Regions from separate parts of the Homo sapiens genome. Here region 1 is linked to region 2. The links are chromatin loops, found by intact Hi-C in ENCODE. Cell type or tissue: PC-3. All regions are shown on one strand. Each heading gives the region's core, and the rest is flanking DNA. Links, peaks and the distances in the headings are about the cores only. Region 1 holds the start of KRTAP2-3 (keratin associated protein 2-3). Region 2 has its middle 6.7 kb from the start of KRTAP17-1.

What was found. Hi-C counts contacts between places; a loop is a spot of excess contacts. Peaks named below come from ENCODE experiments on the same cell type or tissue, not always from the same donor. Only the 100,000 strongest peaks of a DNase experiment are listed, where the experiment ranks them.
Region 1: a loop joins it to region 2, with 10 times the contacts of the local background. A loop is called at or near these places in 6 of 110 quality-filtered maps.

The regions. Positions count from the first base shown.
Region 1 is chr17:41,059,009-41,061,924 of GRCh38, forward strand. KRTAP2-3 (keratin associated protein 2-3) reads right to left here and starts at 1,106. Exons shown (of 1, transcript NM_001165252.2): 1 at 232-1,106. The coding sequence starts at 1,042. The coding sequence ends at 656. RefSeq lists enhancers at 276-850, 851-1,425. In PC-3, for the core only: no CTCF peak of the experiment used is centred there; DNase peaks (open chromatin) are centred at 443 and 1,413; H3K27ac peaks cover 2,500 bases.
Region 2 is chr17:41,320,912-41,323,827 of GRCh38, forward strand. It overlaps the pseudogene TBC1D3P7. Among named protein-coding and RNA genes, the nearest start is that of KRTAP17-1, 6.7 kb to the left of the region's middle. In PC-3, for the core only: a CTCF peak has its summit at 1,608; a DNase peak (open chromatin) is centred at 1,610.

The sequences.
Region 1 (2,916 bases), core at 117-2,616, 260 kb before region 2:
GTCAGCATCACCATAAAACCTGCGACTCGAAATATGAAGGTGAATCATGAGATGATCAGATTTATTTGAAATGCTATTAAAATTATAGACCTTCCACCTGAGTTGTTCCTATTCTAAAGCTCAAAAATGGCCCTTAGAAAATCTCTCCTTTCGTTCTTCTGGTTCTGCATGCTGTAATGTAAGCTAAATATGAGCTTTTGAAGAGCAATAAACAATAAATAAAAAGAAATGTTTGCTTCCCCAGAAATATAATTTTATTTTTTTTTACAGTGCAAAAATACAGCATACAAATAGTATTATCCTGGAAGAAAAAAATCTCATCTGAGAACCTTGAAACAGTAGAAAAAAGGGTGATGAGTCAGTGGGACAGAGTTCTATTCAAGAGGAGCTTTGATTTTTATTTACTCGTTTTTTTTTTCAAGCCAGGAATTCGAATGATGAAAGCTGGAATTTTTCTCAAGATTGTCAGAGAGGGCCAGGATTAGCTGCATAATTATGTGGGGAAATAGATAGGATGTTATTGTTGAATTCGTGCTTGAGGATCAGCTAGGCTGCAAAGGTGGAGTCTCTCATCTGATCCAGAAGGGGTAGAAGAGTCTGCACAAGCTTCTGTGCACCTGGGAATGTTTCGTGCGTTGAGAGGAGAGGTGGGGTCTCAGCAGGAGGAGGTCCTGCAGGTGGTGCTGCAAGGGGTCGGCTGGCCGCAGGGAGGCCGGCAGCAGGGGGACTGCACAGACACAGGCTGGCAGCAGGTGGTGGCCCAGCAGCAGGGCCTGCACACCACAGCCGTGCACGACGAGGGGCAGCAGGTGATGGGGCGGCAGCAGCCTTCCTGCAGGGAGCAGGGGTCGCAGCACACCGGGCGGCGGCAGGGCTCGCAGATGGGGCGCGTGCAGCGGGGCACGCAGGTCACGGGGCGGCACACGGTGGTCTGGCAGGTCACGGGGCGGCAGCAGCAGGGGTCGCGGCAGCAGCAGGGCTGGCAGCAGCCTCCCCCGTAGCTCAGGGAGGACAAGGTGGAGCCGCAGCAGGAGCCGGTCATGGTGGTGTCTGAGGCTGGTGTGGGTTGGGCTGTTGAGAGGAGCTGGATGTTCTCAGGTGTGAATGTCCTCGTTCCACTCTGGGCCCTTTATATATCCTAGCTGGATGCTGATGACCCCCAGGACATGAGGTCATTTCCTGGAGTTGTAGCTGCCCGTTGAAATGAGAACTCTGGATTTAACTGCTGAGGCAGCGATCCCTAAATCACTAAAGAATGCTTTGTTTTCTACCTGTCTACTTTTTCCCTAGAACGGAATACCTGGTCATGTATATCATCAGAACAATTGCTCATCTATCAGCTAGTCCTTCCAGGCCATGCCATGTGAGAAGGTGCAAGTTTGAAGAATCCAGCCACCATCACACTTTCCTCTTGTTCGCTGCCATCCGTGACTTAAGCATGGGACTGGAATGTTCATGAGTCACAGGCTGGGTTTCTGATTGGCATTGAGATCAAGCAAGAATTTCTTAAAAACCAAAATGGCTCATAAGAGCAGATGTGTATTGATTCTGCTATGGAAAGAATGGCCCAGTGTTTAATGACACAGTGCCTAACCTTGTTTATAAGAAAATCATCACCAAAGCTGCTAGACTGATTTTATTTTAGTAATCTGAGTTGGTTTATAACTCATTAACACTTATGAGACACTTATTATGTAGATGGTACTGTACTATTTGGGGGTGGAGGGGGAAAGGAAAGAAAAATAGCTTTCAAATAGTTTCCTATCACATAGTAATCATAACTTTTAGTAAGGCAAGACAAAGATAAATCAAGCAATTAAAGGGAAAGAACTTTTCTGGGAACAATAAGGTCAAACTAAATGGGGATTTCATTCATTCTGTGCCTTTCTGAATGCCCTTCCCTGATTATTGACCTAGAAATAAAATTGAAATTGGGCTATTTCTTGCTTTCTTGCTTTGACATATGCACTTTGTATTACATACTTAAAAATCTATGGACAATATCTACAAAGGAATCAATTATCTTTCTGTCACAGCTTCTTTAGTTTGTTGGCTGAGGGTTTTGTTTGTTTATGAGGTGGGAAGGTGGCATTATGAAAAAGACAAGGGGAATTAGTTTAGCTGGTGACCAATAAAATAGCTTTGTCTTTTCCAGCCATAGCAAAGATGAATAGGAATACAGAAAATAAATTTAGAGTTGGAAGGTAGATTAAAGATAACATTGTCCAAGGAATGCTGATGGTCTTCAGTGCAAATTTACCTCTGAGGTGTGTTTTGTTTTGTTTTCTCTTTTTAAAAATACACCCTTTGGTCTATCATATCCCTGATCTTTGAAGTCCTTTGAGTCTATGATCCATCATAGTCCATCACAGTTTTTGGAAGACCAGATTTACAAAATGAATTCCTCCAAAGTCGTACGGATCAAAGAGTGGCAAATATTTAGCAATACCACAGGTCTTCTGTGGAGTAGAAACACTGGTGATGTCTCCCAGTCTTTTTCCAACTCGGAGTCACTCAAAATAGATAACATGTAGCAGTAGTTATTAAAAAGTTTTATTCCCTTTAGTGAAATAAAATAAGTACTCACTTGATACATGGTTTAGCATTCTGTTCTTTGTTTTGGAATGTATACAGAGATGCCAAACTAAAAAGAGAAATATGTCTGTAAATCCACTGCTTTTGTTAACAAAAGAACACAGTACTAAGAAATACTGTTTTCTAAAATTATAGGCTGTTAGAAACCTTGCTCTTCCAAGCCACATCAGTAAGAAGGAAACATTTCACTCTTGCCTAGACAGGATCTAAGTCATCTGGACAGAGAAGCAACCTCAGTACCCAACCCAGGTACAGAATTTCAGACAAGTGACTTGCAGACACAACATTCCCCATTTGTCTCAACTATACAGTTTCCAGTGA
Region 2 (2,916 bases), core at 214-2,713:
ACACTTTTAAATGACCAGATCTCACAAGAACTCACTCACTATCACAACCAAGGGGGCTAGTGCTAAACCATTCATCAGAAATCACCCCTGTGATCCAATCACCTCCCACCAGGACCCACCTGCAACGCTGGGAATTAACAACTGAACATGAGATTTGGGCAGGAACACAGATCCAAATTATATCACTGGGTATACATCCAAAAGAAAATAAATCGTTCTACCAAAAAAACACACATCCACTTATATGTTCATTGCAGCACTATTCACAATAGCAAAGACATAGAATCAGCCTAAATGCCCATCAGCAGTGGACTATGTAAGGAAAATGTGGCACACATACACCATGGAATACTACCTGGCCATAAAAAAAAAAATCATGTCATTTGCAGCAACATGGATGCAGCTGGAGGCCATTATCCTAAGTGAATTAATACAAGAACAGAAAGCTAAATACCATGTGTTCTCACTTACAAGTGGGAGCTAAACAGTGAATTCACATGGACGTAAATATGGCAACAATAGACACTGGAGACTATGAGAGGGGAAAGGGAAGGAGAGGAGCAAGGGTAGAAAAACTAACTATTGGTTACTATGCTCACTATCTGGATGATGAGATCAATTGTACCACAAACCTCAGCATATATACCCAGGTAGCAAACCTACACGTATACCCCCTGAATCCAAAAGAAAAGTTGAAATTATTTTTTTAATTACTCTCCAGAAAAATTGTCCTCATTTGTGTTCACTTCACAGTGCCTTCGCCAATATTAGTTGTTATTTTTAAAATCTCTTTGTCAATTGGGTAGGCCAATTATGAAGTCTCATTATAGTATTTATTTGTACTTAGTAATTATCATTGCATATTTTTATAGGCCACTGTTATTTCCTTTTTAGAAATTATCTGCTCATTCTAATTAGCTACCCATCTTTCCCACCTTACTTATATGAACTTATTTTATTATGCCAGGTATATTAACTTTTCGTTGTGTCACTCACACATGTTGCAAAATTTGTCCCAGGGTGTATCACTTTCTTTTAGTTGTGTCTATATTTTTACGCACAGAAATTTCTTTCTATGTAGGGAAATCTTTTTTTCCTAGTGTTTTGTTTCAAAAGTTCTCCTCCATCCCCAAATCAGACAACTATTTGCTTTATTTTCATCTATTTTATGGTTGTATTTTTTATACTTAATGCTGCTATCCATCAGGAATTTACTTTGGTGTGTGGCAGATACTGCTTTACAAAAAAAAAAAAAAATCCTAGTTTTCCTAATTGGGGAACTTGACTGCCTATTAAATGAAGTTTGCTGACAAGATCCTGCCTCTACAAAAAATTAAAAAATAAAAAATTTGCTGGGTGTGGTGGTGCATGCCTGTAGTCCCAGCTACTCAGAAGGCTGAGGCAGGAGGATGGCTTGAGCCTAAGAGCTCAAGGCTGCAGTGACTGAGCTCAAGGAGCCATGATCAAGCCACTACACTCCAGCCTGGGCAATGGAGCGAGACCCTGTCTCTAATAAATAAAAAAAATAGTTTCTGTACAAGAAAGAACAGAATGTAGAGATCAAAAACGCAATCATGTCGTCTGTTCTGGCAGCCTCTAGTGTTCATCTCATGATATTACACAAGCAGCTTCTAGTGTTTCCTTTAGAAGCACTCACAAGACAGGCTCTGACACTAGATTCACCAGAAGCAACTCAACAAAAATTTGGTTTGATGAGAGAAGCTTATTATATTTACATGGAACTAATTTAAACCATGCATCCAATTAACGATCTCTTAGCAAAGGAGACACATTATCAGTCCCTCCCTCATGCCAGGCCCTGCTGTGAGCACTTTATACGTGTTTTCTTGGTTAATGCTCAAGATAGCTCAACACAAGTATTAATATCCTTATTTTGTGCATGAAGAAACTGGAGCTCATGGTGATCAATTACTTTACCCAGACAATGCAGAGCTTGGATTTGAACCCAGATCTGTCTGTTTCTGAAGCCCATCTTCCCTCCTCTATGTCTGGCTTTCTGAGAGAACCACAGAAAATTGCAAAGGCCCTGAGGCAGGAGCGTGATTGGCATGCTTGAGGCCCAGAGGGGAAGTCTGCATCTGGTCTGGTCTGGTGTGAGCAGGGGAGAGCGGCAGACAGCTCAGGGGAAGAAGAAGGCCCAGGTTCAATGACCTGAGGCCGTTGCAAGGCTCTAGCTGTCACTCAGAGGAGATGGAGAGCCAGCAGAGGGTCCTGGGTAGAGGAAGGCTCAGCTGTGGCTCAGGCGTTAACCATTCACTGCCCTCTGTCCTCTGCCTTCAACCCTCAACTTTTTGCCTCTCCACTCCACCATGCTGGGTGGGGAGGGCTGAAGTTAGGGAGCACCCACAGAGGCTCTGATGCTGGCCCTGGGACCCAGGAGTGAGAGTGATGAGGAACTGGCTGCACACATGAGTAGGGCAGCCGGATCTGGCCAGAGAAGCAACACATGCACCCTTTATCTTGGACCCCTCACCCTGGCTCCCTCTGAGTTGCAGGGATGCCCAGCTGGGCTGCCAGCGGACATGGGGCCTCACTATGCTGACATCTACAAAGGCACTGATCGCCTTGGGATTCTGCAGTGAGTCCTCATCCCTTAAAGCACCAATCTCAGCTCAGGGATGGGTTTTGCCCTTAGAAAGGCCTTTCTGAGGCAAGATGTGTCTACCTGGCTCCAGCCAACCTCCTTTTCAGGGCCAGAACTCCTCCCTGGCACCCCTGCAGGTCCAGCCCATGGTCGTTGTTAGGCCAGAGGTGCGTGGCCCATCTAGGGAGCGTGGTTCATCTAGGGAGCGGGTGGGAATGGAGAGAGGGCTAGGTCAGGCCCCTGGGCTCTCAGCAGTTCTGTCTCCAAGTTAGCACAAGAGGAGGGGGGCAGCCTGAGGGTCTGGCCCTGTC